Linked DNA regions of Homo sapiens: region 2 is linked to region 1. The links are chromatin loops, found by intact Hi-C in ENCODE. Cell type or tissue: IMR-90. All regions are shown on one strand. Links, peaks and the distances in the headings refer to the core of each region. The heading gives the core; the rest is flanking DNA. Region 1 holds the start of LOC124901236 (a long non-coding RNA gene). Region 2 has its middle 48 kb from the start of MIR6720.

The links. Peaks named below come from ENCODE experiments on the same cell type or tissue, not always from the same donor. Only the 100,000 strongest peaks of a DNase experiment are listed, where the experiment ranks them.
Region 2: it touches region 1 in a loop (8-fold over the local background); 2 of 110 quality-filtered maps call a loop at or near these places.

Annotation. Positions count from the first base shown.
Region 1 is chr6:902,932-918,579 of GRCh38, reverse strand. LOC124901236 (a long non-coding RNA gene) reads right to left here and starts at 7,199. Exons shown (of 4, transcript XR_007059393.1): 1 at 7,090-7,199; 2 at 5,506-5,622; 3 at 5,131-5,233; 4 at 3,157-3,296. In IMR-90, for the core only: a CTCF peak has its summit at 5,547 (motif pointing left); no DNase peak of the experiment used is centred there; H3K27me3 peaks cover 1,365 bases.
Region 2 is chr6:1,430,170-1,445,817 of GRCh38, reverse strand. No RefSeq gene overlaps it. Among named protein-coding and RNA genes, the nearest start is that of MIR6720, 48 kb to the right of the region's middle. RefSeq lists enhancers at 7,547-8,511, 11,389-12,059. In IMR-90, for the core only: a CTCF peak has its summit at 8,953 (motif pointing right); a DNase peak (open chromatin) is centred at 8,957; H3K27me3 peaks cover 2,016 bases.

The DNA of each region.
Region 1 (15,648 bases), core at 2,477-10,476:
AAGCCCATGAGGCAGGAGTAAACTAGAACCACTGCATTTTCTTCACTTTCCCCTCATGCATTAAACTCTCTCTTCCCTTGGCGTCTGCCATGTGATCATTCTACTTGTGAAACCAACCCAATAATCCCATAGACAGGGTTTTTTTTAATAAACATGGAAATTGACCTTTCTAGTCTTAAAGTGTGACACTTACAATTGTTTTATCTGAGCTTCCCCTTCAGGAAAGGACCCCCAGGCCTCTCAGAAAGTAACAAAGGACTGAAACTCACCAGATCATGGCATCCAGACCATGAGACGACCAGGGCCCTCACTGATCATGATTGCTTTCCTACCCCTCCGGAGTTCCTGTTTTCCACACATTGTTAAATTTCTCTCCTGCTAGATAAGCCCCTAGTTTTAGTCAGTCAGGAGTTGGATTCGAGATGGACCATCCCCCATCTCCTCAGCTGCAGCACCCAACTAAAGCCTTCTTCCTTGGCAACATACCTCATCTCAGTGATAGACTTCTGTGAGGCCAGCAGCAGGATTTAGAACAAGCCCCTGGGGTTTCAATAACAATTGTTTTTACATTTTTTCTGCTTTTCCCTCCCTCCAACTGCTACTCTATTGTTTCTTTCACAAGCCTATTTCCCTTTACATGGCTGTTTAATGTTGTTCCTCAAGGCTGGGTCCTAGGCCTTCTTAGATGTGCCCACTGAGCTCCCTAATTTTCAGGCTATCTTTAAATCTGCTCTCCCCCTACCTGGAATGTATTTCCCTCTCCTCCTAACTTGGAGAATTTAACTCATCTTTAAGAATCAACTGAAGCATTGTCTCCCTCACAAGGCTTCCCTGATCAGCTTCTCCTGGGGGCAGTGCCTTTCTGGCTTTGGTGAGTGTCCCTGGAGTAGCCCCTGTGATCTGCTTCATTGTTTAGCTCTGATGAGCATGAGGACGTTGGCCATCCATCTCCTCCTCTTGACAGGGGCTGCATGGCCATCATGCTTGGCTCCCCAGTGCCCACCAGAGTTCCTGATGCAAAGTAGTCACATCAGTATTTACTGAAGAAAGGAACTTGGAAAGGTGGTAAACAGGAACTGATGCTTGGCACTTTCAGGCACATCATAGCCTCCTGGCAAACACTGTACAGTTGACCTTTGAATAACACAGGGGTCAGGAGTGCCACTGACCCGTGCTGTTGACTCCTCAAAAACTTAACTACTTATAGCCTGCTGTTGACTGAAACCTTCTCAACAACATAAACAGTGGTTTAACACATATTGTGTATGTTGTATGCATTATATCCTATATTCTCACAATGAAGTAAGTTAGGGAAAAGAAAATGTTATTAAGAAAATGATAAGGAAGGAAAGTATATTAATTATTCACAAAGTGGAAGTGGATTATCATAAAGGTCTTCATCCTTGTCTTCACATTGAGTAGGTTGAGAAGTGGGAGGAAGGAGGAGGGTTGGTTTTGCTGGCTTAGGCGTGGCAGAGGAAGAAGAAAATCTACATGTAAGTGGACACTCACAGCTCAAACTCATGTTGTTCAACGGTCAACTATACTTATAAAATACACAAGACCTGGGATATGAAGAGCCCAGAGAGGAAAATATATATCACAGTGGTCAATAAGAACATTTGTATAGGGCTTTGTAGTTAAAATTACTTTTCCTATCTTCTCCCCACAGTAATCTCATGAGGTAGACAGGGCACCATCATCTCCACTGGGCAGCTGTAGAAACCGTGACTCTGCGAGTTTAAGTGATTGACAGAAGGTTATAGGTTTATACATTCTAGGGGCGGACAAAGAACACAGGTTTTCCATGGTGATGTGGAACTTTTTCCATAATACCTTAGACGTGACTTCTTTTTCTGTATAATTTGATGAGAAAAGACCCAGAAGTGGTAGTTTCTAACTTATCAATATATAGCAACCTAATATGTGTCTCCTAGAACTGTACATCTTTACCTATACTACAGAGAAAGCCACACCAGACAGAAACTTAGTTAAAACTCTTCTTGTATTTGCTGTATAACTCATTTATGACTCTGAAACCCTGTAATACTATTGTGTTCAGAATTGGTTCCTCCCAGTGGGTTCTTGGTCTGGCTGACTTAAGTAATGAAGGCCCAGGCCCCTCACAGTGAGTGTTACAGCTCTTAAAGGTGGCACGTCTGGACTTGTTTGTTCCTCTGGGTGGGTTCGCGGTCTCACTGACTTCAGGAGGAAAGCTGCAGACCTTCGCAGTGTTACGGCTCTTAAAGGTAGTGTAGACCCAAAGAGTGAGCAGCAACAATGAAGAGCGAAAAAACAAACCTTCCGCAGCCGAGAAGGGGACCTGAACAGGTTGCTGCTGCTGGCTTGGATGGCCAGCTTTTATTTCCTTATTTGGCCCTGCCTATGTCCTGCTGATTGATCAATCTTACAGAGTGCTGACTGGTCCATTTTTACAGAGTCCTGATTGGTGCATTTAGAAACCTTTACCTAGACACAGAGCACTGATTGGTGCGTTTACAATCCTTTAGCTAGAAAGAGAAGTTCTCCAAGTCCCCACCCGACCCAGAAGCCCAGCCGCTTCATATCTCACTATCAGCTGTGATCATAAGCTTACCTAGAAAGGTGGGGGCTTGGGCTGGGCGCAGTGGCTCACATGTGTAATCCCAGAACTTTGAGAGGCTGAGGTGGGTGGATCACAAAATCAAGAGTTCGAGACCAGCCTGACCAACATGGTGAAACCCCATCTCTACTAAAAATACAAAAATTAGCTGGACGTGGTGGCAGGTGCCTTTAATCCCAGCTACTCAGGAGGCTGAGGCAGGAGAATCACTTGAATCCAGGAGGTGGAGGTTGCAGTGAGGTGAGATTGCGCCATTGCACTCCAGTGCTCCAGCCTGGGTAACAGAGCAAGACACCGTCTCAAAAAAAAAAAAAAAATGTGGGGGCTTGATATGAGGTGCTCAGATCTGGTCACCTTCCAGGGGTGCAGGTGGCCAAGGGGCAGCAGGACATGGCTAGGGGTGGGACACAATCAAATCAGAGATGTTTCCTATACTTGAATGGTCTCTCATACATCTCACTGCAGTGCTGTCTCCTTGGTGCAGAGTACACACAGGAAAATCTTTTGAGGCTACATCACTTGGTTGGACTGGAGCATGGCTACGAAGAAAACTATTGGGGCCAATCCCCAACCTCTAAACTTCACAGATTTATTTTTCCATCAAACTATTGACATACGGCAACATTGAGAACTTCAGCATCATCGAAACCTCCGCCAGGTGTCTTGCAGAGCCGTCACAGTTCACATCAGCATACTGCACAAACAAAAAAGACTTGAAGAATGAGGGAATTGAATACACAGCGTTCTCGAGCCTGAGAGATATGCTGGGAGAAGATCTATGAAAACAGATTCGGTGCTGCATACACACTGTGCCCATCACAGCCTCCAGAGATGATGCTGGCTGGTAGGTGCCAAGCATGGGACTCTGCACTCACTTGTACTCATAGACGCTAATGGATACTTTCAATTTAAATCTAGAATTGTCTTTTCATTTCGAGAGTAAACATGAAAAAGAATGGTTTCAAGACAGCGAGCCTGCCATGAAATAGTTACTGTGTCTTATAATTTGATGTTATTGAATTTAATGAAAAGTCCAGAAAGACAGCACAATTGATGTCAACATGCTGAAGCTTGAGGTCAGGAACCATGAAACCCTTCTGTGGGTCCATCAAAGATGGGAAGCCAAAATCTTCCAATGATGTGGAGACCATGGATTGCTCACCCACAGAGTCCCCTACAGAGGGGCTTTTAGGAGGTCACCAGTAAGACCAGGAACTTTTTCTCATAATTGAACAGAATTTGTGTGCTTCTAGTCACTCATTTGTTAATTTATAATGAATTATTACGGAACATGTCAGGCATGATACTTGGCAAAATAAATACTACAACCAATGTTGGGAGGCCGAGGTGGATGGATCATGAGGTCAGGAGATTGAGACCATCCTGGCTAACACAGTGAAACCCTGTCTCTACTAAAAATACAAAAAAATTAGCCAGGCGTGGTGGCATGCACCTGTAACCCCAGGTACTCGGGAGGCTGAGGCAGGAGAATCGCTTGGACCCAGGAGGCGGAGGTTGCAGTGAGCCTGAGATTGTGCCACTGCACTCCAGCCTGGGCGACAGAGTGAGACTCTGTCTCAAAAAAAAAAAAGAAATATTACAACCAACAATGCATGGCCCCTGCCTTAGCTCAGGGTGGGTGTGATGATGGCTTTTTGGCTGACAGGGCCAAAGGAGCCCTGACCACAGACCAGGCAGGGGTGGGGTTCCCAGTGCAGAGCCCCGACCCTAAGGCTGCCAGCAGCCATCTCTGCAGAAGGGACTAGAAGCTGCTTCCTGCATGCACAGGTTGGTGAAGCAGTGGGAAGCTCCTGTTGCTTGCACCTCTGGCTCTAGTGACCGCATGAAGGAGGTGCCAGCAAGCACGAGTCCACATCAGGAGCCCAGAGGCCAGGATGGGAAGGGGGTGTACAGTGGTGGTTAGTGCCCGGGCTCTCAAGTCAGCACCTGCGTTCCCATCTCAGCCCTCCCATTTATTATTAATAGTTGGGAGACTTTGGACAACTGGATACTCTTTCCTGAATCTTAGTTGTTCCAGCTATGAAACAGTCTAAGCCTGGTACGTGCCTCCTGAGTCTATGCAAACTGCAAGGGATCGTGTATGGAAAGCATCAGCACAGCACCTGGCCATGACACAGTTTCCCTGGGTTCATCCTAACGGTGGCCCCCCACTGGGGCTCCCTGCCACAGTGCCCCCATCCCGGGGCTCCCCCCAACAGGACCTTTGCATGGCCTGAGCTTGGCTTCAGCTTGCTGAATTATAACTCGTTAGTTCACATGTCTGCCTCCTGCCTATTCCAAGAACAGCTCCCACCTGGAACAGCAGCTTGTGTGTATCTGTATTCCTAGCACATACCATCTATTCCCAACACATAGTAAATATGCAATAAACATTTTTGAGTCAAATACTTGTGTTACGAAGGAAAGTTATGAGTCATAAAGTTTTCTTAGATTTTGATAAAACCAGGGGGCTAACATAAGATAAGGAAATGTCAAGTCTGCAATGTTGAGTATTTTCTCTTCCATACCTTCATTATTACCCCAGTTCTGACCACGTGGGCCAGGAGACACAAAAGGACTTGCTCCTGTTTTTCTTTTAGGTAAATCATTTCTCATACTTTCTCAGTGAGTCTGTGATAATAGAGACAACAGTGATGTCAGAATATTCTGGAAGGACGGAAAGCATGGCCCGGTTTCAGCTTGGGATGCTGATATCATTCTGGGGTTTTTCCAGCACATTCATCAATAAAGACCCATGCAAATTAGAATCCTGGAACAGCATGACAAAGTCAGTCCTAAAATCCTGCAGGTGCTTCTGATGCCGGCAGGAGGTGGGGGCGGGGGAGGGGGGCGCGGGGGGTGGGGAGCGGGGGAAGGAGCCTGACGGAGGAGGTAGCAGCGACCTGGATCTCGAACCACTGCTGTCCTCTTGTGGCCTGGCAGATGATGTGCTTCTGCTCACCAACTCAGTTCAGTCAGAAACTGGAGCTTCCAGGGCCACCCTCGTCATGCTCCAAAAGCTGCAGTGGAAATTGAGTTTATTTTTCCAAAGAATGCATAATAAGAAAGAACTCTCTGCTTAATGCATTGCCCAGGATGAGTGTGACCTACTGCAACTGGGTTATGAAAAGACAAAAATAACTGTGCCTGTCAGGAAAGAAGGCTGCATTCTGAAGTGGAATTTACCCAGACCCTTGGTCCTGGTAGAAGGGTAGTATTCTTTCACTGAGGTGTGGACACCTTGGCGTCAACATCACGGTGGGACAGAGGGCACCCCAGCTGATGTGACACGAGGGGTCCTGTCTCAGCCTCAGGACCGAATGGTAGCAAGGAGCTGGATATGACAAATCTCTCCCCTTCTAAACTCAGGACTTCAGAGCAGTCAGTATGTTAGGCTATTTCACCAGAAATCATTATCTTTGTTCTATAAGTCCCTCATTTTGAGCAGCATCAAAATACACTTTGTCATTTTTGTCATTTGGCTCATTTGTTTAGTTAACAAATGTGCACTTAGCACTCACCATGAGCCAGCCATCTCAAGGGTCCCACAGACACTCATCCCTGTCCTGGGGCTCACCTTGTTAAACTCTCTCTCTCTCTCTTTCTCTCTCTCTGTGTCTGTCTGCCCCCCATTTCTACCCACCCCATGACCACACACACTTGGATGCCTAGGTTTTTGTGTGAGGCTCACATGACAACTCATTAGCTGCTAGTTGAGTTGGCTGCTGCAAAGTTCTCCACAGGGACGCCCAGAGCACATTTCTGCCCAGATCAGACTGAAATCCATGTGGACACCAGGAATAAATGACTGGTATATAGAAAGCTTTCTACATCTCAAAGATTCTCTACTTCAGGCATGCACAGGAAGAGGTCCTCTCAGCCTCTCAGGATGCAAAGCAGGAGCCCGGGTTTCTCTGGAGAAAGGAAAGGGGCTGTTCCACAGAGTAGCCCTAAGGATGCCCCGATCAGGCCTTCCTAGGGGTGGCAAAGAGTCCTCCAGGCTGTTACCTACTGAGAGCTAGAGATGCTGTCTGCTGGAACCTTCCTTTCTGTCCAGTGTTTTCTTGCATCTACCTTCGGATTAACAAAATAGTAAATGCTGGATGTAGAACACCGTGCAATGTTTGGAGTTTTCTAATCCAGCTAGTGTAGTTGCCCAAGGCTGGGTCTGCTGGTCTGTGTGGCTGTGGCCCCAGGGGACGCCAAGCCCCAGCTGCAGGTCCAGGCCCTACTGGGACGAACATGAGGAAGGAAAGACCAACAGAAGTGCCCCTGTCCTCCCATACCCCATGGGAGTACTGCTGTGAGGGCTGCATGACAGGTGCCAGAGCAAGGGTGGCTTTTCCGGGGCTCTTCACGCTGGAGGGCTTACTTTCTCACTCACAGCTCCTCTGCGCATTCATTTGAGTAACATTTCAATGTGGAGCTCAGTGTCCCAAGGAGCTGTCTGCCTGGGGCCCCTCACCTGTCTGTAGGGGGCCCCTCACCTGTCTGTAGATGGCCCCGAGAAGAGCATGCAAAGTGAGGAGAATGAGTGGGATGGTTGAACAGGTACATCAGTCCCATTCTGCATCCCTGATCCTTCATCAGAGGAAGCAGCGCATCATCCTGAAGGAAAAGTCAGGCTGACCTCAGATCGAATCCAGCTCTGCCATTCAGCTGTGTTAATCAACCTACTGACCCTATTTCCTCATCTGTAAAATGGGTGCAAGAATATAAACCTCACAGGATGGTCATGAGACTTAAGTGAGCTTATATAAAGTGTCTAGGACAGTTTCTGGAACATAGAAATTAATAAATGGGAATAGTTGTGTACATTGCATTTTTGCCTAAAAGGAATGGGAAACCTTTAGGGCCAATGAAGGAGAACAGGGGAACACCATGTCCACTTTCCCAAAAAAGTGCATCTCAGGATACAGTGAGACCACCAGCTAAAGCGTGCAAAGCAGAATTCAATAGATGACCACTGAGGTCCGACAGGCCTGACTTCTTCCACACACTCAGTGTATCAGACTGGATGAAAGAAGGAAATAGGGGCCTCTGTGAGCACATCAGAAGTTATCCTTGCAAAAGTGAAGAAAGGTGAGCCGCACGATCCTGTCTGTGGCGCATTGGAGGAAGCCTGATTGACTGTCTTTATAGGAGCACACGGGGGCCTCACAGGAGCTGAGGGACAGCATGGGATGTGAGGGGCTCTGAGTGAGAAGACCGTTGATGACATGATGTCAGGGGCTCTGAGGGAGAAGGGGCCCATGAGATGATGTGAGGGGCTCTGAGCTGAGAAGACCGTTGATGACATGATGTCAGGGGCTCTGAGGGAGAAGGGGCCCATGAGATGATGTGAGGGGCTCAGAGCTGAGAAGACCGTTGATGAGATGATGTCAGGGGCTCTGAGGGAGAAGGGGCCCATGAGATGATGTGAGGGGCTCTGAGCTGAGAAGACCGTTGATGACATGATGTCAGGGGCTCTGAGGGAGAAGGGGCCCATGAGATGATGTGAGGGGCTCTGAGCTGAGAAGACCGTTGATGACATGATGTCAGGGGCTCTGAGGGAGAAGGGGCCCATGAGATGATGTGAGGGGCTCTGAGCTGAGAAGACCGTTGATGACATGATGTCAGGGGCTCTGAGGGAGAAGGGGCCCATGAGATGATGTGAGGGGCTCTGAGCTGAGAAGACCGTTGATGACATGATGTCAGGGGCTCTGAGGGAGAAGGGGCCCATGAGATGATGTGAGGGGCTCTGAGCTGAGAAGACCGTTGATGACATGATGTCAGGGGCTCTGAGGGAGAAGGGGCCCATGAGATGATGTGAGGGGCTCAGAGCTGAGAAGACCGTTGATGAGATGATGTCAGGGGCTCTGAGGGAGAAGGGGCCCATGAGATGATGTGAGGGGCTCTGAGCTGAGAAGACCGTTGATGACATGATGTCAGGGGCTCTGAGGGAGAAGGGGCCCATGAGATGATGTGAGGGGCTCTGAGCTGAGAAGACCGTTGATGACATGATGTCAGGGGCTCTGAGGGAGAAGGGGCCCATGAGATGATGTGAGGGGCTCTGAGCTGAGAAGACCGTTGATGACATGATGTCAGGGGCTCTGAGGGAGAAGGGGCCCATGAGATGATGTGAGGGGCTCAGAGCTGAGAAGACCGTTGATGAGATGATGTCAGGGGCTCTGAGGGAGAAGGGGCCCATGAGATGATGTGAGGGGCTCTGAGCTGAGAAGACCGTTGATGACATGATGTCAGGGGCTCTGAGGGAGAAGGGGCCCATGAGATGATGTGAGGGGCTCTGAGCTGAGAAGACCGTTGATGACATGATGTCAGGGGCTCTGAGGGAGAAGGGGCCCATGAGATGATGTGAGGGGCTCAGAGCTGAGAAGACCGTTGATGACATGATGTCAGGGGCTCTGAGGGAGAAGGGGCCCATGAGATGATGTGAGGGGCTCAGAGCTGAGAAGACCGTTGATGAGATGATGTAAGGGGCTCTGAGCTGAGAAAGGCGCCCATGAGATGATGTGAGGGGCTCTGAGGTGAGAAGACCATCGATGACATGATGTGAGGGGCTCAGAGCTGAGAAGGGTGCCCGTGAGATGATGTGAGGGGCTCTGAGGTGAGAAGACCATCGATGACATGATGTGAGGGGCTCAGAGCTGAGAAGGGTGCCCGTGAGATGATGTGAGGGGCTCTGAGGTGAGAAGACCATCGATGACATGATGTGAGGGGCTCAGAGCTGAGAAGGGTGCCCGTGAGATGATGTGAGGGGCTCTGAGCTGAGAAGACCATCAATGAGATGATGTGAGGGGCTCAGAGCTGAGAAGGGTGCCCGTGAGATGATGTGAGTTGCTCTGAGTGAGAAGGGTGCCCATAAGATGATGTGAGGGGCTCTGAGTGAGAAGGGCACCCATGAGATGATGTGAGGGGTGGCCAGTGACAAGGGCATTGATGAGCTGAGTGGCGTTTACTCCAGCTGTCATGTGGCCCTCCACAGCAGCCGAACTCCTTGTAGGTAATAGCACTTGTAGGAAGTAATTTGGGAAATCTCACCTTTATCCCTTCTTTCCATAGTCTGCTACTGACCACCCAAATTACTTTGAGGGGAACATGGTTGTAACCCCACCGTTTTGGTCCATTTGGGCTATAATAACACTATACCTTAGCATGAGTGACTTATAACAACAAAAATTTGATTCTGGTCGTTCTGCATTCTGGAAGTCCAAGATCAAGGCAGTTTTGGTATCTGGTGAGGAACTGTTCTTCCTAGACAGTGCTTTCTCACTGTGTCCCCACATGGCAGAGAAAGGACACTTGCTCTCTGGGGGCTCCTATAAGGACACGAACCCTATTCACGCGGGCTCTACTTTCATGACCTCATCTAACCCAAATTACTTCCAACAGACCCCCATCTCCTAATTCCATCATGTAAGGGGGTAGGGTTTCAACAGACACATTTGAGGCTTTTGAACATTCAGTTAATAACACCCACAAAAGGCTTTCTTAAGGTTCAAGAACATTCATCTTCTTTAACTTATCTGGTCTCTCAGGCAATGCTACATCACTATTCCAGAGAGACTTCTGTTTGAGAAGGCCACCCGACCATAGAAATTATAGTCATGCATCCATTGATGATAGAGATACTTTCTGAAAATTGACTTAGTTTGCCCTACCCTTGAAGAATATCAAGGTTTTATGAAACAGACCGTGGCTAAACAGCCAAAGGGAGTCCTTACATTGTAACCTGCCACTCCTCAACAGGTGGATTCTGTCCCTGGAGAAGGGACTCCACCTTGCACAAGATTTGAGCTCACAGATTCGCACTCTGGCTTGACTTAGCAGATGCACGTATAAAGCTGCACTGTCAGGATCTTGCTAGAGGAGATCAGGGATGCCACTTTTCCAGGCTGCAGTGGGGATGGCAGTCAGACCCTTACTGTGCATTGATCGGGGCTGCAGCACTCACATTTGAGTGATGATGCGGTAGTCAGGTTATCTCCAAATCTGATCCACATTCACAAAGAGGAGCAGCTTAGATGCCACGAGTATTACTACCAATAACATCTTATGCCAATAGAAAAGCTTATTAGAGACTTTTCTTATCCTTATTTTCATATTGATCTTTAAACTGCCCAGTGAAGGAAGTGAAACAAATTTTTTTTTCCCTTTTGCAAAGGTCTGGAGAGATGGAGTGATCTGTCCAGATCTGGGGAAGTAATGAGTAGGCTCAGGGAGAGAGATGGTGAAAAATCACTGCCCTGCTAGTCTCTTGGGTGAGTGAGATTGGGTGAAACAGGTTTTTATGGTAGAAAGCACAATGTAAATAGTAAGATTTTTATGGTTAATTAAGCATTTCAAATAAATCAGGACACTCAGAGAAACATTTTCCATTGCCCCAAATACCAATAGATGTGTTTGTGTTTGTTTTGTTTTAATTCATTTCTGGCTTCTTTAAGAGATATTTAAGGTGGAAGGAAAATACAACTTCATCCTCAGTTTTCAAAACTCTGCAGGTTTATATTAATATAATGAATAGAAAAAAGCTGGAGAAATGGATAAATGGTCTTCAAAGAAAGATGAAGATGCCATAAAAATGGTCCTGTTCCCAACAGTTGTCACCGTGGACGCGGGCTGCAGGGAGGCCCGGACGCCCATCCCAGGTTTCGGCCTCACCCTCAGGCTGATGCAGCGTGCCCAGCGGGGAGCAGCAGGACGGGATCTCCTTGCTGGCGTGCCTGCATCCAGCTGTTTACTGCACGTTAATCCTGAATCTGGGGGGCCATCTGTTTGAAAGATGCTATTCCAAGGTGGCCCCCTTGTGTGGCGGCCCAGGGATGGTGACTCAAGGCTTTGGTTCGGGCAGATCTGAAGGACCTATCGGTTATTTTGTCTACACAGAAGGAAGGTTACAATAAGCTGATGTCATTGTGACGGCCATTGGTCTGTTCCCGTCCGAAAGAATTCATTTTCAGCAGTGGGGGGTATCTGTTAGTTCTTTGTTTATCTTGCAGCTGAATTCTCAGCCAGGTCCATGGAATTTTGAGTCACCAACTTGTGTGCAATAATCCAGAGGATTAAAGAATTCTTTTTTTCTTCTTGATACAAAAAGGTATTTTTTTTAAATTCACAGAGGAGAAACATAATTTAATTTTTGAATATTTTCTTTAACATTTTCAAATACATGTGAAAGAGAGAGGGCTTGGCTGGCTTCAACAATTGAAACAAATGCAGCATCTCTCATATTAAAAGTGTTACATAAAATGTAAGCACAATACTACAAATGCTAATGTAATTTATTCTAATTGAGGAATTACTCTGATTCACTATAACTGTGTATAACTATATATAAATTAATGGTATTTTTAAAAGAGTGTGGTAAAAAGATATATAAATAGGAAACACTAGAAATGATAATATGATATTTATTTAATGACTATTTGATGTGTCGGAACATTTTGATTCTGAATAAATATGAGTTTAGTGTATCAGTAATATATAAATATAGCATCATCAAATATAGCAAAACTAATATAATTCAAATATAATATATAATTATATACAATTATATATTTTATATATAATATATAATTATATTATATACAATTATATATTTTATATATAATATATAATTATATTATATACAATTATATATTTTATATATAATATATAATTATAAATGTATATTATAAGAAATAATTATATATCATTATATGGTATATAATATAATAATTATATAATAACATAATTATAATTCAAATATAGTTCAAATTAAATATAGTCAAATTAATACTTTGATAACAAACTAATTAAAAATAAAAACAAGTCTCAGAGGCTTAAAATACAAAAGAATATTTCTCTGCCACGTTTGGTGAGCAGAATCAATTACTACCTTAATAGCATTATATTTATTAATAAAGAGCCTAAATAATTTTCTTTCATTTTAGAATTACTATTGCATTTCAACTTTCTTATTCAGAAACAATAAATTAGCATGGCAGAGATGGCTAATTGCCTCCTGGTTTGGGGGCATTGGTCTGAACATTTTCCATTTTCTTAATAACAAGACCCCAATTTTATTAACATTTATTTATTAAGGGCTAAGCATGACTGTGTGCTCAGCTACATTTCCTGCCTCTCTTGCAGTTCACAGTGGCCACATGATACAGTTCTGGTCAAGTGAGACTTCTGGGAAAGCCTTTACAAGTGAACAGATTTGTCTAGATTGTCCCTTTTGCCCTTTGCCATAGTCTTTCTTTGAGCCAGGAATGTGGATGTGATGGCTTGAGTGCCAGTAGCCATCTTGCACACATGACACAAAAGCTCACACCCTGTGGACTATGGATGGCTACAAAATCCCTAGAAAGGAGATTTAGAATGAACTAGAGTCCCTAATAACATCTATTGCTTATTTTCTTGTTAGTGAGACATGAACATGTATCTTCTATGAACAACTGTTATGGAATTTTCTGTTAAATACAGCCAAACGCAATTTCCACATGATACAATTAAGACAAGGAATAAACTACTAAGATGATAAAAAAAACATTGTGTTCTTCTTGTATATTTCTTGTTCATGATTATTAAATATTTTCTGAAAATCTTGGATTGCTGAAGGAGAAGCCTCAAAATGAAATTTAACCTTCCATTGTGGGCCAGTGTCCTCTACATTTAGTCTTTTTTCATACTTTTTATGAAATATGTACCACTTACAAAGGAAAATCTGATAGATGATAGGTAGATAGACAAATGATATGTAGGTAGATAGGTAGATAAATAAATAGATGATAGATAAATTATAGATTGATGATAGATGATTGATAGATTGATAGATGATAGATAATAAACAGATAAATGGTAGATGATAGAGAGAGAGAGATAGATGATAGATAGATAAATGATAGATGATAGATGATAGATAGATAATAGATAGATAATACATAATAAATAGATAATAGATAATAGGTAGATAATAGATAGATAGATAGATAATAGATAACAGATAATAGATAATAGATAGATAGATAATAGATGATAGATAGATAATAGATAACAGATAGATAGATAATAGATAGATAATAGAAAGCAGATAGATAGATAATAGATAGATAATAGATAATAGATAACAGATAGATCGATAATAGATAGGGAATAGATAATAGCTATATAGATAGATAATAGATAGATAATAGATAATAGCAGAAAGATAGATAGATAATAGACAATAGATAGATAGATAATAGATAATAGATAGATAATTGATAATAGATAGATAATAGATAAATAGATATTAGATAGATAGATATAGATAGATAATAGATCGATAGATATATAGATGGATAATAGATAGATAATAGATAATAGGTTGTAGACACCTTGGTTCCTTCAGGGCTCCTCCACTATCCTATTCTACTCCATGTCTTCCCGAAGTCGCCATTATCATGGATTTTATGTTTATCATTTTCTTGATATTCTTTTTATGTATGTGTTCTTAAGCAATATTGTTTAGTTTTGCATATATTTTATACAGATGAGATTATGCTGTTTGTATTCTTGTGTAACTTCTTTTTCACCCAACATCGTGTTTCTGAAGCTCATCCACATCGATCTATTTGGCTATAATTGATTGATTTTTCACTGCCATGTAGCGTTCGAAAGTATGAGTATACCAAATATATTTATCCACTCTCTAAACACATTTGAGTTGTCATGTCCAGTTTGGGGTTTTTACAAAGAATATTGCTATGACCATTCTTAAAATGTCTCCTGGAGCACATGTATGAGATTCTACCTGGTGTAAATATTTAGAGAGAGAGTTGCTATGTTGCAGAATTGTCACTGGACTCTGGAAAATTATTTTACAAATGAATTTGTCCCAATTTACACTTCCACCAGCATCACAGAAGACTTTCTGTTGTTCCATATGCTCATCGATAAGTATTCACTCTGCCAAGTGCAGCCTGCCAGGAGTGGGGAAAAGGCTGCCTTGGAACATAGGCCCAGCTGCAGCGTCCATGAGACTACAGTCATTGATGCACTCAGGCCACTTGTCAATCGAGCTTATCAAATCCAATCCACTGATTGGTCTTTCACTAAGGAGTCATGAAAGAAAAATGTGGAAAAGAATTTAATGTAGTGCAAAGAGCCAAGTACTGAACCACAAGTCGCATATTCAAGTTCCCGGTTAATTTATTTTCTTGGGTCTAATTTCCTCGACCTGCTCAATAAGGATGTCACACTTGGATGACTTCTGATCACCCCTGGTGGGGGTCTTCAGCTCTGAAATCTTAAAATACCTTACTTCTATTTTACAAAGCAGAAGAGAGGCTTATATTTGACAAACTGTGAGACTCACTAAGTTTCTGAAAATTTTTTACCACATAATCCCTTAATTTAGACTCTGAATTCTTCCAACTACTGGTTTAAAAATAATAATAACTTTTGCTTGAACTTGGCGACAGGCTTAAATTAAAACTTGTACTTAGTGGTGACTTGGTCATAAACCATTGCTTTATGCTGGAAACACTCAGCTTGCTAACTTATGTTGGGCTTTTTTTTTTTTTTTTACAGAGTCTCACTCTGTCACCCAGGCTGGAGTGCAGTGGCGTGATCTCAGCTCACTGCAACCTCCGCCTCCTGAGTTCAAGTGATTCTCCTGCCTCAGCCTCCTGAGTAGCTGGGATTACAGGTGCACACCATCACGCCTGGCTAATTTTTGTATTTTTAGTAGAGATGGGGTTTCCCCCATGTTAGCCAGGATGGTCTCAAACTCCTGAACTCAGGTGATCTGCCCACCTCGGCCTCCCAGAGTGCTGGTACTTACAATTCAATACAGTTCCATGTTTGCAGGGCTGAATCATTACTTCAGGCAACCCTTGCTGCCAGTGACCCCAGCCTCAGAAGGTCCCTGGACTTGATAATGCTCTGTCGTTCCCATGTGGCACTTCTTAATCCTTTTGAACTAGGGGCCTCAAATTTTCATTTTGCACTGGGCCCCGCAAATTATGTCGCTGGTTCTGGGTGTTTTGTATGTAAAATCACCTCTGTGCAAATTTCTCCAT
Region 2 (15,648 bases), core at 4,491-12,490, 530 kb before region 1:
GATTATATCAGATTGTTTCCTTAAGTTGCTGCCTCTGTCTTGAGTCTCCACCTTGTTCCCGCCCCAAGTTTGGGGATTCTCCTTTACTGTCAGTTAACAGTAAACATGTCAGTTAACATGTGCTGGTGATCAGCATGAATCCTGCCTGATGGCAGCACTGCCCATGTCCGCCACCCCAGGAAGGTCCTATAGCGGTTAAGTTAGTGCCTATTGCGCCTGTGTCTCTTAGGAATTTCCCTTTGCCCTTCTTCCGTTCTGATCAGCACACAGCTATCGACCTTCTGACAGGCTAACTGCAGAGTGAGCAATGACTGGGTGCCCTAAGGAGCGTTTCGGGGTGTCCCCTTCTGCGTTGGAATCTCCCCTCCTCTCTGCTCATGTCCAGCAGGCATGTTTCAGGTGATCCCAAGGGTGTGAGATTTTCCAGAGCTTCCTTTTTCAGGGGTTCCCTATCCTGTTCATGGCTAGCTGTCTGCCTACTCTAGCAAATGGATAAACAGACTGTGGCACAACAGAATACTACTCAGCAGTGAAAAGCAGTCAGCTGTCCACAGACACACACAGCAACACGAGGGATCTCATGGGTTGCTCTCAGTCAAAGAAGCGGTGCTCAAAGGTGCACACCACGCCATTCCATCCTTAGGACATTCTGGAAAGGGCAAGCACTGGGATGGAGAAGATGGAGAAGAGGGCCGTGGACTGCCGTGGGTTAGGGGTGTGGATTCACTACAAAGGTGCAGGGAGAGGGAGTTTTGGGGGGTGATGAAACTGTCCTGTGCCTTGTGATGGTGGTTACACAACTCTACACATTTGCCCAAATCATGCAACTATACACCAGAAGTGAATATTATGCAATGCAAAATATAAAACAAAACTTAAAAAGACATCATGTCATCTTAGAGTTAAAAAATAAATTATCTAATATATGAGGTATGATAACGGGCTGGTGACTTAGACAAAAAATAGAGGTAGAGCTTTACTTCAGACCTCACATGAAAATAACGTCTAGGTGGATTGAGAATCTAATTGTAAATATAGAAATTATAAAATATCATAAGAAAATATGGGTGAATATTTTTATAATCTTGGTTGCAAGAGGTCCTTCAAATGAACAGGTCAGAAATCCCCAAACCCCAAATCCATGTATTTGGTGATATACAAATTGAAAACTACTTTTTTTTTATTTTTTTATTTTTAAGACTGAGTCTTGCTCTGTCGCCCAGGCTGGAGGCATGATCTAGGCTCACTGCAACCTCCATCTCCCAGGTTCAGGTGATTCTCCTGCCTCAGCCTCCATAGTAGCTGGGATTACAGGCATGTGCAACCACTCCCAGCTAATTTTTGTATTTTTGGTAGAGACGGGGTTTCACCGTGTTGGCCAGGCTGGTCTCGAACTCCTGACCTCAAGTGATCTGCCTGCTTCGGCCTGCCAAAGTGCTGGGGAAAATGACTTTGTAACACAATAAAATAAGCATGTTGAAAACTAAATTGGTAAAAATATTTGCAACTCACATACTAAAATATAAATTTCCTTATTAAACAAAGAACTCAAAAGTAAAAAAATAAAAATCCAAATTTGGAAAGACCATGAATTGACAATTTATAAATTAATCGATAAACACCTCATGAATGATTGAAGAAACAATAGAAACAGCAGTTAGCTTTGTTTGTGTTATCAGATTGATCAAAAGCAAAGGAACTGGTAAAGTCTACTAGCAGCAGGATTTAGGAAATGGTAACTCTCATGAGCAATTAGTAGCAGTATAAAGTTGCACAGCCTTTGGGGAGGGCACTATGCATGCTTTGTTTCCCCTAAGAAAATAATAATATAATTGAAAAAATATAGACACTTAAGGATACTTGTTTGTAGTGGCAAAACTTTTTGCTGTAAGTTTTGTGAGCCTTGAAAACTCTAGTGCTCTCTGGGACCTCCAGGTGGGGACTATAATACACAGAAGCTTCTCAAAATTATTGACCAGAGGAACCCTCAATGGGTCACCCATAGGTCATAAAGAGGGGACTGGAAGAATAGTCACTAAAATGTTAATGAAGGCCACGTCTGAGGTGGTGAGATTTTTATTGTTTGTTCTCTTCTGTATTGCTTGAATTCTTTAAGCAATGAACATTTATAATTTTGATAAAGAATAATCAATTTGTTTTCAAAAGGAAGAAAAAGGATCCCATCTATAAAAGGAGAGTAACCTGAAACCTCACTGCAAAGCAAACCCTTCCATAAGTCAGAATGATGTAAAGACAAGAGCCTGGTGTATATAGTAGACACTCAAAATCTTCGAGTGAAACAAAGATCAAGGGGTTCAGAGTTAAAAGATAAACTTTTGTCTGGGCACAGGGGCTGCAGCACTTTGGGAGGCCAAAGTGAGAGAATCACTTGAGCCCAGGAGTTTGAGACCAACCTGGAGAACAACGTGAGAGCCTGTCTCTACAAAAACACACAAAAATTAGCTGGGCATGGTGGTGCATGCCTGTAGTTCCAGCCACTTGGGAGGCTGAGGCGGGAGGACCACTTGAGACCAGGAGGTCCAGGCTGCAGTGAGCCAAGATTGTGCCACTGCACTCCAGCCTGGGCAACAGAGCAAGACCTTGTCTCAAAAACAAATAAATAAATCAAGACAAAGTTTCGAGCCCTCGCTGTTGCTTATACGCTTTAGCACTGGACACATTATTTAACCTCCCTAAGCCTCAGTTTTCTCATCTGTAAAATGGAGATAATGGTATCTATCTTGCTTCACTCACCATAAGTGGCTGTTAAAATGAGCATCAGTATAAAATTACTTTGCTTAAATCCTTGAAATAATTCTAGGAATGGTTACCTTGGGCACCCTGAAGAATCTGAGGCTCAGAGAGAATAACTTTCTCCTCAGTCACATGGACACTAAGTGATGAAACCGACATATAAATTGAACAGACAGAACTAAGCCTCCTCCGAGAGTTACGTGCACCTATGCATACATACATTTTAGAGCTCTGCTACTCAAACTGTGTTCTGCTGACCAGTAGAATCAGAACCACTTGAGAAACACAGTTTCTAGGGCCTGACCTAATGAAACTGATTGTGTACCTTTAGAAGATCCCCAAGTGATTCTGTTACCGAAACGCCAGGGGTGTGGTCCAGGTCTTATTGCTTGTTGCTCAGAAAGCCATTCACTGAGATGAGTTTTGCCAGGGAAGAAGGCTTTAACTGGGTGCTGCAGCTGAGGAGATGGGAGATCTGTCTCAAACCTGTCTCCTTGCTTGACTAAAATTGGGGAGTTTATATAGCGAGGAAGGAGTGTAAAACAGAATTAGGGAGGGGTGAGGAAATGATATGGTTTGCTGTGTTGCCACCCAAATCTCATCTTGAATTGTAGTTCCCATCATCCCTATGTGTTATTGGAGGGATCTGGTAGGAGGTAATTGAGTCATGGGGGCAGTTACCCCAGTGCTGCTGTTCTCATGGTAGTGAGTGAGTCCTCACGATCTCTGATGGTTTTATGAGGGACTTTTCCCTTTTGCTCATTCTTCTCCTTCCTGCCACCATGTGACGAAGGACGTGTTGGCTCCGCCTTCTGCCTGAGGCCTCCCCAGCCATGCTGAACTGTAAGCCAATGAAATCTCTTTCCTTTACAAGTGACCCAGTGTCGAGCATGTCCTTATAGCAGTGTGAGAACAGATTAATACAGGAAGCAATCATGAATGAGCGGACTGGCATCTTCTCTGGATGTGGTGATCTGATGAGTTTCAGCTCCTTTCCTGAGGAAGCAACTCAGATGAGACAAATGTAAGTTTCAAGTTTTAAGATCAGGAGGGTCAATTTCTATGTTTATTCAAAAAATTGTCCCAATTCTATGGGACAGTTGGGCTGGTTTTAATTTGTGTGCACGTCCAAGTGTGAGAGGCATGGTTTTATGGGACATGGTCTAATCTCCAGTACAGTCAGGGCTTCTGCATCTATGGATTCCACCAACTGCAGATTGAAAATTTTCAGAAAATAAATTCTGCAAAGTTCCAAAACCAAAGTTTGAATTTGCTGCGCATTGAGTACTACATTGAATCTACGTGACTGAAGTGACGTGTAGGCATTGTATTAAGTATTGTAAGTAACCCAGAGAGGAGTTAAAGTCCACGGTTCTATGCAAATGCCATGCCATTGTCTATCAGCAACTGGAGGATTCACAGGTTTTGGCATCTGCTGGGGTCCTGAAACCAACCTCCCTGTGGGTAGCAAGGGAAAACTATACATATACATCTCTGTGATAACGAATAGGACTTTTCCATCATTGGTAAGAGCCAGGGTCCTGAAACCAACCTCCCTGTGGATAGCAAGGGAAAACTATACATATACATCTCTGTGATAACGAATAGGACTTTTCCATCATTGGTAAGAGCCAGGGTCCTGAAACCAACCTCCCTGTGGATAGCAAGGGAAAACTATACATATACATTTCTGTGATAATGAATAGGACTTTTCCATCATTGGTAAGAGCCAGGGTCCTGAAACCAACCTCCCTGTGGATAGCAAGGGAAAACTATACATATACATCTCTGTGATAACGAATAGGACTTTTCCATCATTGGTAAGATGACTAACTATTAGTTTCTAATCTGAACTGTTGCTACAAATTGTCCTCGGGAAAATGAAGTTATTTAACTTTAACTTAGCATTTCCCAAATGCTCCTTTTCCACAACAGCAATTAACATAAATGAACAGAAGTAAAGAATTAACTCCGCAGAACACACTTTGAGGAAGATCCATCTACATAACATGTGGGACCCAGTGTGTCAAACAAAAATGTAAGGCCCTTTGTTCAAAAACTATTGGCCAGTTGCAGTGGCTCACGCCTGTCATCTCAGCACTTTGGGAGGCCAAGGCGGGTGGATCATGAGGTCAGGAGTTCGAGACCAGCCTGGCCAACATGGTGAAACCCCGTCTCTACTAAAAATACAAAAATTAGCCAGGTGTGGTGGCGGGCACCTGTAATCCCAGCTACTTGGGAGACTGAGGCAGGAGAATGGCTTGAGCCAAGGAGATGGAGGTTGCGGTGAGCCGAGATCGCGCCATTGCACTCCAACCTGGGCGACAGAGGAAGACTCCATCTCAAAAATAAAATAAAATAATAGAAATAAAATAAAATTATTAAGCACTTTGAGACAGTAACAGGAGAGCATTAAATGGAATTTGGGGGCGGAGGGCTTCTAAACTTGGGCCTTATGTGACTGAATGGGTGTTGCCCTCCTGAAGCTGGCCCTGCATTGGGGAATGTTTACAATTATAAAGAATTGTGACTGGGAAATCCAAACCAGCAGAACTGTGGGATAGAGCCAGATTGGTCACTTCCAAAGCCTTGCTATATTTTTTACAACTTCACATTCTTGCCAGAGGTTAGAGCCTTGAACTCGTAGTCCAGAGGATGGCGATGTCCATCATCCGCCAGTGTCCCCTTGGGCCCTTTTGTAGTCCTTTCCTCTCACCCCTCCCTGCTCCAGTCCCCTCCTCCAAACTTTCTCTCTCTGAAGATTGGTTCTCATTTTCTAAAATTTCATAAAAGTAGAACCAGGCAGTATGATTCTTTTGGGTCAGGCTTCTTCTGCCCAGCAAATTATTTGAAGATGTGGCTCTGTGGCATGTGGCATGTATTCAATAATTCATTGCTCTTTTTTTTTTTTTTTTTGAGTCTCACTCTGTCACCCAGGTGTAAGTACAATGGTGTGATCTCGGCTCACTGCAACCTCTGCCTCCCGGGTTTAAGTGACTCTCCCGCTTCAGCCTCCCAAGTAGCTGGGATTACAGGCACCCACCATCATGCCCAGACAATTTTTGTAAAGATGAGGTTTTACCATGTTGGCCAAGCTGGTCTTGAACTCCTGACTTCAGGTGATCCACCCTCCTTGGCCTCGAAAAGTGCTGGGATTAGAGGCATGAGCCACCGTGCCCAGCCCAGTTCATTGCTTTTTATTGCTGAGTGGTGTCCCATTGAATGGATGCTACTCAATGCATTTATCCTTGAGATTGTGTTTCCACATCTACCCATTGATGGATATGTAAGTTGTTTCCAGTTTGGAGCTCTTACAAATGAAGCTGCTATGAGCCTTCCTGGGTAAGTCTTTGTGTGGTCACATATTTTCAGTTTTGGAGGGTAAAAAGTTAACAATGGACTGTCTGGGTGGGAAGGTGGGCGTATATTTGAATTTTAAAGAAACTGCCAACTCTTTTCTCGAGTGACGGCAGCATTTCTCATTTCCGTCACAGTGTCTGCGAAGTCCGGTTCCTCCGCCTCCTCGTCAACACTGGCTGTGGCCAGGCTATTTAGTTAGCCATTCTGAAAGGAGGGCGGTGGTCACTTACTGTGGCTTGAATTTGTATTTCTTTTTCTTTTTAATTTTATTTTTCATTGAGATAAAATATACACATAAAATTTATCATCTTTACCATTTTTAATTGTACAGCTCGGTGGTAATAATTCCATTTTAACTTGTATTTCTCTAGTGACCAAAGCTGTTGAACATCTTTTCAGTGTATATCTTTGGTCCATTTTTAAAAAATTGGGTTTTTAAAAAAATGATGAATGAGTTTGGAGAACACTTTATATATGCTGCAAGCAAGTCCTTTATCAGATACTCAATTCTCTGTGGATGAAGATTCCATCACAGGCCAGGTGCAGTGGATGCAGGAGTGAAGAAAACCAGCAAAAGTGCGTGCCTGGAGGGAACTTACTGGAATAAGAGGACGGGGTACATGTGGCGGGAAAGGTAAAGGTGGAGGGGTTAGGGGATCAGGCAGACGCTGCACACCAGAGGGCTGGGTACATGCAGGGTAAAGGCTGGGTGGGGGGAGCAGGTGGCTGCTCTGAGGCATGCAGGTGGGAGGCAGGGAGCCTGGCACACGGGGATAAGGGGCCCGGCCAGTGGGAAGTTTGCTGTAGCAGCCCAGGGAGGAGCAGGAGAAGGGAGGGAAGAGGGCAGAGAGGTGACGCCCAGAGGGCTGCAGTAGGGTGCTCCAGGGCAGCTCAGGCTAGTCCCCGTAGGTAAAACCAGGCCCCTAGGGTTCCCCTGAGTGAGACGGGAGGCCCCTGGAGGGGCCGAAGCCGGGACGAGAGGATGTGTAGCCACCGGAGGCTGGGAGACCTGGAGGAGGCTGCAGCCCTGACCCCGGCTTGGCCAGGGTGGTGGGCGTGCTGGAGAAGCATGTTTGGACAGAGGTCTGTTCTGATGGATCAGAGGTGGTGTGTGAGAGAAGGAGGTCACAGTGGAGCTCAGGGCTTTGGATCAGGGCCAGTGAGGGCTCGGGGTCGTGGTGCTCTGCGGGGTTGTGGGAGGATCAGGCTTTTGCATGGAAGATCAGGAGTTTAATTCTGGACGTGCTTCATCTAGGGTAATCTATGGGACAGGAACAGAGGTGCCAGGTAGGCAGGTGATTAAGGCGTTGGGGGAGAGCAACACGTTTGGGAGTGATTAGCATAGCGACTGTTTTGAAAGGCAGGAGCTGGGTGGGATGAGAGGAGAGAGGCTTGGTGCGCTCTAGTGCTTATTGATTAATGAGAGGAAACAGCAGGGGAGACCTGAGGGACGAGGAGCAAGCGAGGAGAGGTGAGTCCTGGAGGCCAGAAAGGAGGGGTCTCTAGGAGGGAGTTGCCGAGAGCCTGCATCAGGTGCCCTGAGAAATCAAAGGAGCTGAGGACTCAGAATGGAAAGGGGCGGAGGTGGGGTGGGGGTGGGGGTGGGGTGGGGGGACTGCCTTTTTATTTAGATGGGAGAAGTTGCCAGAATGTGTGTGTGTGTGTGTGTTGATGGGAATGGAGACCCGAAGGGCAGCCCCGGTGTGAGGCACCCAGCACGGCCCGAGCTCTGACACTGGCAGCCCCTGGGCTCTGAGATTCTTTCCAACCTGTGCTCATTTTTCCAGGCCCAAGACACCGTGCCAGAGACAGCACGAGAAACAATGAAGTCCTTCAGAGGCACAAACTCCCTGCCCAACTGAGATCACTGCCTCTCTCCACCTGCAGCCCCCACATGCGCGGTCCTAGACACCCAGGCCCACACTGCACCTAATGTCCTCACTTTCCCCCCGGGGATAGTTCTTACAATTTAAGGGGAAGATGGTTCTGGGGCCGGTGCAGACTGCGGGCTGCGTCTCCACCTGTTGCCCTGCAGCTTGCCGTGTGGCCAGGCCAGAGTGGATGCTCCAGAGCCTTTGCTGAGTGAATCCAAGACTTGCTTTAAAAACAGACTTTCTTCATTTAAGCTCTGATTTGGACAAATACATCCAAGAAACAGCACACTATCAAAACGAATTTCCACACAGCAATGTAAAAACACAGCACAGAAAAATGACAACAGCCTGAGGCCAGAACAAAGACTCCTAGAAACATCTTCATACAACTTAAAATTGGGAGGCTGGGTGCGGTGGCTCATGCCTGTAATCCTAGCACTTTGGGAGGCTGAGATGGAAGGATCTCTTGAGGCCAGGAGTTTGAGATCAGCCTGGTCAACATAGTGAGATCCACCCCATCTCTTAAAAAAACAATTTTAAATTAGGAAATAAGAGAAGTCGAACTTGCCATTTAATGGTGATGAGCATGGAGGGGATACTTTTCCTCGCAGACTGTTTCATTTTCTGGCTGTGATAAAGCCAACACTTGCTTTTTCTGATCACCAGGACGGGGGTGCTCTTGCAGTGCCCACGTCAGGGGGAGTTTTTGGTGTGAGACAGCGTCCAGACTCTTCACTGAAATTCAAGTGCTGAAAGGACTTTCTAAGCCTCAGAGGGAAGTGGAGATGAGATGAGAATCTGACTTTTGCCCCAGTATTTGGCTTGCAAAGATGGAATGTTCCTTTGTGGACTCTGAGAATGCTGTATTAATGTGGAGGTAGAGCTGTTAGGGCCAACGCTAAGAGCTCCCAGTAGAGGGACAGGCTCGCTTTAGAGAAACTCTGTGTCATATGAGTTTTGTCCATGAGATGGCGGTGTCGTATCATAAAAGAAACCTTCCCTTTTAACTATTGCTCTGAAAAACCCGGTAACAACTTTTTAAAAAAAGGCATCTTGCTCCCCCATATCCTGCCTCCCTTGTCTTCTAACCTGGAGTTTTGAGAGGCTCCTGGCTTTCTTCCAACGTTTACATTACACACGTTCTCTTGAATCTAGGTGTCTGCAAAGTATGTGTTCCCTACCATTAGGGCAATGCCTTCTCTGCTGCTGTTTTGTGTCTGAGGCTAATCTTGTCTATCTGCCCTCATGAACATAATTCTGGAGAGCGGGGGGCGGGCAGAGGCTCTGCTGTGGCGTCTAGAGCTGCAGACTTCTCTGCACCCTCCGGGCCCACTGGCGGAGGTGCCCAGATGCCATCAGAGTGAGTCTTTTAGTCCCAGCACCCCTCCAGGAGCTAAGGGGGACCTCTCCTTCCCCTCTCGGGAACAGGTCCACCCTGCAACCACAGATTGCTTTTTTCTTTATTTTTTATTGTGGCCACATAACATAAAATTTGGCATTTTAACCATTTTGAAGTGTGCAGTTTAGTGGCATTAAGTACATTCACACTCTTGTGCAACCATCACCACTACCCATCTCCAAAACTCTTTTCATTTTGTAAATAAATCTCTGCACTGATTAAAGACTAGCTCCCATTCCCCCTCTCCCCAGCCCCTGGCAATCCTTATTCTACTCTCCATCTCCATGAACCTGACTCCTCTGGATACCTCGTATGAGTGGAACCACACAGTATTTATCTGTTCTGAGACCGACTTGCTTTACTGAGCATGATGTTCTCAAGGTTCATCCATGCCGTTGCACGTCTCAGGATTTCCTTCCTTTCTAAAGTTGACTCACACTGCATTGTATGGATGGACGGCCTCTTGTTTGTCCAGTCATCTGCTGATGGACGCCAGGCTGGTTGCACTCCTTGACATTGTAAATAACACTCTTATAAACATGGGAGGCAAATATCTATCCAAGACCCTGCTGTGAATTCTTTTGTGGATGTCCCAGATGGAATTGCTAGGTCAGATGATAATTCTAGGTTACATTTTTTTTTTTTTGAGACAAGGTCTCACTCTGTCGCCCAGGCTGGAGTGCAGTAGTGTGATCTCGGCTCACTGCAACCTCCACCTTCCCAGCTCAAGCAATTCTCCTGCCTTAGCCTCACAAGCAGATGGGATTACAGGTGCATGCCACCACACCCAGCTAGTTTTGTATTTTTAGTAGAGATGGGGTTTCGCCATGTTGGACAGGCTGGTCTCCAACTCCTGACCTCAGGTGATCCGCCCGCTTCAGCCTCCCAAAGTGCTGGGATTACAGGCGTGAGCCACCATGGCCGGCCTCTAGGTTACCTTTTTTGAGTAATCACTGTATAGTTTTCCGCGGCAGCTGCCCAGGGGTTCCAGTTTCTCCACATCCTCACCATCACTGTTCAGTGCATCCTTTTAAGCATTGCTAGGCACATACACCCAGGCTAACATGGAAGAAGAGCTTCCCAGCAGCTTCTTACAGTTCCTGTTGATGTGTATTAATAGGATACCTGCCTTATATTTCCCAGACATTTGGAACATTATCCCTATTAATCAACTCTCCTTCCACTTCCCTCTTTACAACATGGTCATTTTAAATAAAACTACACCAAACTCCTTGTCAGGGAAGCATTATAGAGTTATTTAGTTTCATCTTTGAAAGAAGATGAGGCATAGGAAAGGAGTAACTTTCAAATGTTAACTTATTGATTCTCTAAGCAAAATGGTGAGGTGAGTTTCATAGTCCCAGGTTTTCAGATGAGGAGAAGGAAGTCCAGAGAGGTTAGTGCTCATGTGGGCAGGAGCAGGGGTGTGAATGAATCACAGAAGATTGGCATAGATAATGGTTCATCTATATTATCAGAAAAGCCAGGCTCTGAATTTTAAGTTTTGGGTTTTTTCCCCCTCATTATAAGAATTCTACGGGGCTGGGTGTGGTGGCTCATACCTGTAATCGTAGTGCTTTGGGAGGCTGAGGCAGGAGAATCGCTTCAGGACAGGAGTTCGAGACCAGTGTAGGCAAGATATTGAGACCCCCGATTTCTACATAAAAAAAAAAATTGCTGGGGGGAGGAGCCAAGATGGCCGAATAGGAACAGCTCCGGTCTACAGCTCCCAGCGTGAGCAACGCAGAAGATGGGTGATTTCTGCATTTCCATCTGAGGTACCAGGTTCATCTCACTAGGGAGTGCCAGACAGTGGGTGCAGGTCAGTGGGTGCACGCACCGTGCGCGAGCCGAAGCAGGGCGAGGCATTGCCTCACTTGGGAAGCGCAAGGGGTCAGGGAGTTCCCTTTCCTGGTCAAAGAAAGGGGTGAAAGACGGCACCTGGAAAATCAGGTCACTCCCACCCGAATACTGTGCTTTTCCGACGGGCTTAAAAAACGGCGCACCAGGAGATTATATCCCGCACATGGCTCGGAGGGTCCTGCGCCCACGGAGTCTTGCTGATTGCTAGCACAGCAGTCTGAGATCAAACTGCAAGGCGGCAGCGAGGCTGGGGGAGGGGCACCCGCCATTGCCCAGGCTTGCTTAGGTAAACAAAGCAGCCGGGAAGCTCGAACTGGGTGGAGCCCACCACAGCTCAAGGAGGCCTGCCTGCCTCTGTAGGCTCCACCTCTGGGGGCAGGTCACAGACAAACAAAAAGACAGCAGTAACCTATGCAGACTTAAATGTCCCTGTCTGACAGCTTTGAAGAGAGCAGTGGTTCTCCCAGCACGCAGCTGGAGATCTGAGAACTGGCAGACTGCCTCCTCAAGTGGATCCCTGACCCCTGACCCCCGAGCAGCCTAACTGGGAGGCACCCCCCAGTAGGGACAGACTGACACTTCACATGGCCGGGTACTCCTCTGAGACAAAACTTCCAGAGGAACGATCAGACAGCAGCATTCGCGGTTCACGAAAAACTGCTGTTCTACAAACACCGCTGCTGATACCCAGGCAAACAGGGTCTGTAGTGGACCTCTAGCAAACTCCAACAGACCCGCAGCTGAGGGTCCTGTCTGTTAGAAGGAAAAGTAACAAACAGAAAGGACATCCACACCAAAAACCCATCTGTACATCACCATCATCAAAGACCAAAAGTAGATAAAACCACAAAGATGGGGAAAAAACAGAGCAGAAAAGCTGGAAACTCTAAAAAGCAGAGCATCTCTCCTCCTCCAAAGGAACGCAGTTCCTCACCAGCAATGGAACAAAGCTGGACGGAGAATGACTTTGACGAGTTGAGAGAAGAAGGCTTCAGACGATCAAACTACGAGCTACAGGAGGAAATTCAAACCAAAGGCAAAGAAGTTAAAAACTTTGAAAAAAATTTAGACGAATGTATAACTAGAATAACCAATGCAGAGAAGTGCTTAAAGGAGCTGATGGAGCTGAAAGTCAAGGCTCGAGAACTACGTGAAGAATGCAGAAGCCTCAGGAGCCGATGCGATCAACTGGAAGAAAGGGTATCAGTGATGGAAAATGAAATGAAGCAAGAAGGGAAGTTTAGAGAAAAAAGAATAAAAAGAAATGAACAAAGCCTCCAAGAAATATGGGACTATGTGAAAAGACCAAATCTACGTCTGATTGGTGTACCTGAAAGTGACGGGGAGAATGGAACCAAGTTGGAAAACACTCTGCAGGATATAATCCAGGAGAACTTCCCCAACCTAGCAAGGCAAGCCAACATTCAAATTCAGGAAATACAGAGAATGCCACAAAGATACTCCTCAAAAAGAGCAACTCCAAGACACATAATTGTCAGATTCACCAAAGTTGAAATGAAGGAAAAAATGTTAAGGGCAGCCAGAGAGAAAGGTCGGGTTACCCACAAAGGGAAGCCCATCAGACTAACAGCGGATCTCTTGGCAGAAACTCTACAAGCCAGAAGAGAGTGGGGGCCAATATTCAACATTCTTAAAGAAAAGAATTTTCAACCCAGAATTTCATATCCAGCCAAACTAAGCTTCGTAAGTGAAGGAGAAATAAAATACTTTACAGACAAGCAAATGCTGAGAGATTTTGTCACCACCAGGCCTGCCCTAAAAGAGCTCCTGAAGGAAGCACTAAACATGGAAAGGAACAACCGGTACCAGCCGCTGCAAAATCATGCCAAAATGTAAAGACCATCGAGACTAGGAAGAAACTGCATCAGCTAACGAGCAAAATAACCAGCTAACATCATAATGACAGGATCAAATGCACACATAACAATATTAACTTTAAATGTAAATGGACTAAATGCTGCAATTAAAAGACACAGACTGGCAAATTGGATAAAGAGTCAAGACCCATCAGTGTGCTGTATTCAGGAAACCCATCTCACATGCAGAGACACACATAGGCTCAAAATAAAAGGATGGAGGAAGATCTACCAAGCAAATGGAAAACAAAAAAAGGCAGGGGTTGCAATCCTAGTCTCTGATAAAACAGACTTTAAACCAACAAAGATCAAAAGAGACAAAGAAGGCCATTACATAATGGTAAAGGGATCAATTCAACAAGAGGAGCTAACTATCCTAAATATATATGCACCCAATACAGGAGCACCCAGATTCATAAAGCAAGTCCTGAGTGACCTACAAAGAGACTTAGACTCCCACACATTAATAATGGGAGACTTTAACACCCCACTGTCAACATTAGACAGATCAACAAGACAGAAAGTCAACAAGGATACCCAGGAATTGAACTCAGCTCTGCACCAAGTGGACCTAATAGACATCTACAGAACTCTCCACCCCAAATCAACAGAATATACATTTTTTTCAGCACCACACCACGCCTATTCCAAAATTGACCACATAGTTGGAAGTAAAGCTCTCCTCAGCAAATGTAAAAGAACAGAAATTATAGCAAACTATCTCTCAGACCACAGTGCAATCAAACTAGAACTCAGGATTAAGAAACTCACTCAAAACCGCTCAACTACATGGAAACTGAACAACCTGCTCCTGAATGACTACTGGGTACATAACGAAATGAAGGCAGAAATAAAGATGTTCTTTGAAACCAATGAGAACAAAGACACAACATACCAGAATCTCTGGGACACATTCAAAGCAGTGTGTAGAGGGAAATTTATGGCACTAAATGCCCACAAGAGAAAGCAGGAAAGATCCAAAATTGACACCCTAAAATCACAATTAAAAGAACTAGAAAAGCAAGAGAAAACACATTCAAAAGCTAGCAGAAGGCAAGAGATAACTAAAATCAGAGCAGAACTGAAGGAAATAGAGACCCAAGAAACCCTTCAAAAAATTAATGAATCCAGGAGCTGGTTTTTTGAAAGGATCAACAAAATTGATAGACCGCTAACAAGACTAATAAAGAAAAAAAGAGAGAAGAATCAAATAGACGCAATAAAAACTGATAAAGGGGATATCACCACCGATCCCACAGAAATAGAAACTACCATCAGAGATTACTACAAACACCTCTACGCAAATAAACTAGAAAATCTAGAAGAAATGGATAAATTCCTCGACACATACACTCTCCCAAGACTAAACCAGGAAGAAGTTGAATCTCTGAATAGACCAATAACAGGATCTGAAATTGTGGCAATAATCAATAGCTTACCAACCAAAAAGAGTCCAGGACCAGATGGATTCACAGCCGAATTCTACCAGAGGTACAAGGAGGAACTGGCACCATTCCTTCTGAAACTATTCCAATCAATAGAAAAAGAGGGAATCCTCCCTAACTCATTTTATGAGGCCAGCATCATCCTGATACCAAAGCTGGGCAGAGACACAACCAAAAAAGAGAATTTTAGACCAATATCCTTGATGAACACTGATGCAAAAATCCTCAATAAAATACTGGCAAACCGAATCCAGCAGCACCTCAAAAACCTTATCCACCATGATCAAATGGGCTTCATCCTGGGATGCAAGGCTGGTTCAACATACTCAAATCAATAAATGTAATCCAGCATATAAACAGAACCAAAGACAAAAACCACGTGATTATCTCAATAGATGCAGAAAAGGCCTTTGACAAAATTCAACAACCCTTCATGCTAAAAACTCTCAATAAATTAGGTATTGATGGGATGTATCTCAAAATAATAAGAGCTATCTATGACAAACCCACAGCCAATATCATACTGAATGGGCCCAAACTGGAAGCATTCCCTTTGAAAACTGGCACAAGACAGGGATGCCCTCTCTCACCACTCCTATTCAACATAGTGTTGGAAGTTCTGGCCAGGGCAATTAGGCTGGAGAAGGAAATAAAGGGTATTCAATTAGGAAAAGAGGAAGTCAAATTGTCCCTGTTTGCAGCCGACATGACTGTATATCTAGAAAACCCCATTGTCTCAGCCCAAAATCTCCTTAAGCTGATAAGCAACTTCAGCAAAGTCTCAGGATACAAAATCAATGTACAAAAATCACAAGCATTCTTATACACCAATAGCAGACAGAAAGCCAAATCATGAGTGAACTCCCATTCACAATTGCTTCAAAGAGAATAAAATACCTAGGAATCCACCTTACAAGGGACGTGAAGGACCTCTTCAAGGAGAACTACAAACCACTGCTCAATGAAATAAAAGAGGATACAAAGAAATGGAAGAACATTCCATGATCATGGGTAGGAAGAATCAATATCATGAAAATGGCCATACTGCCCAAGGTAATTTATAGATTCAATGCCAT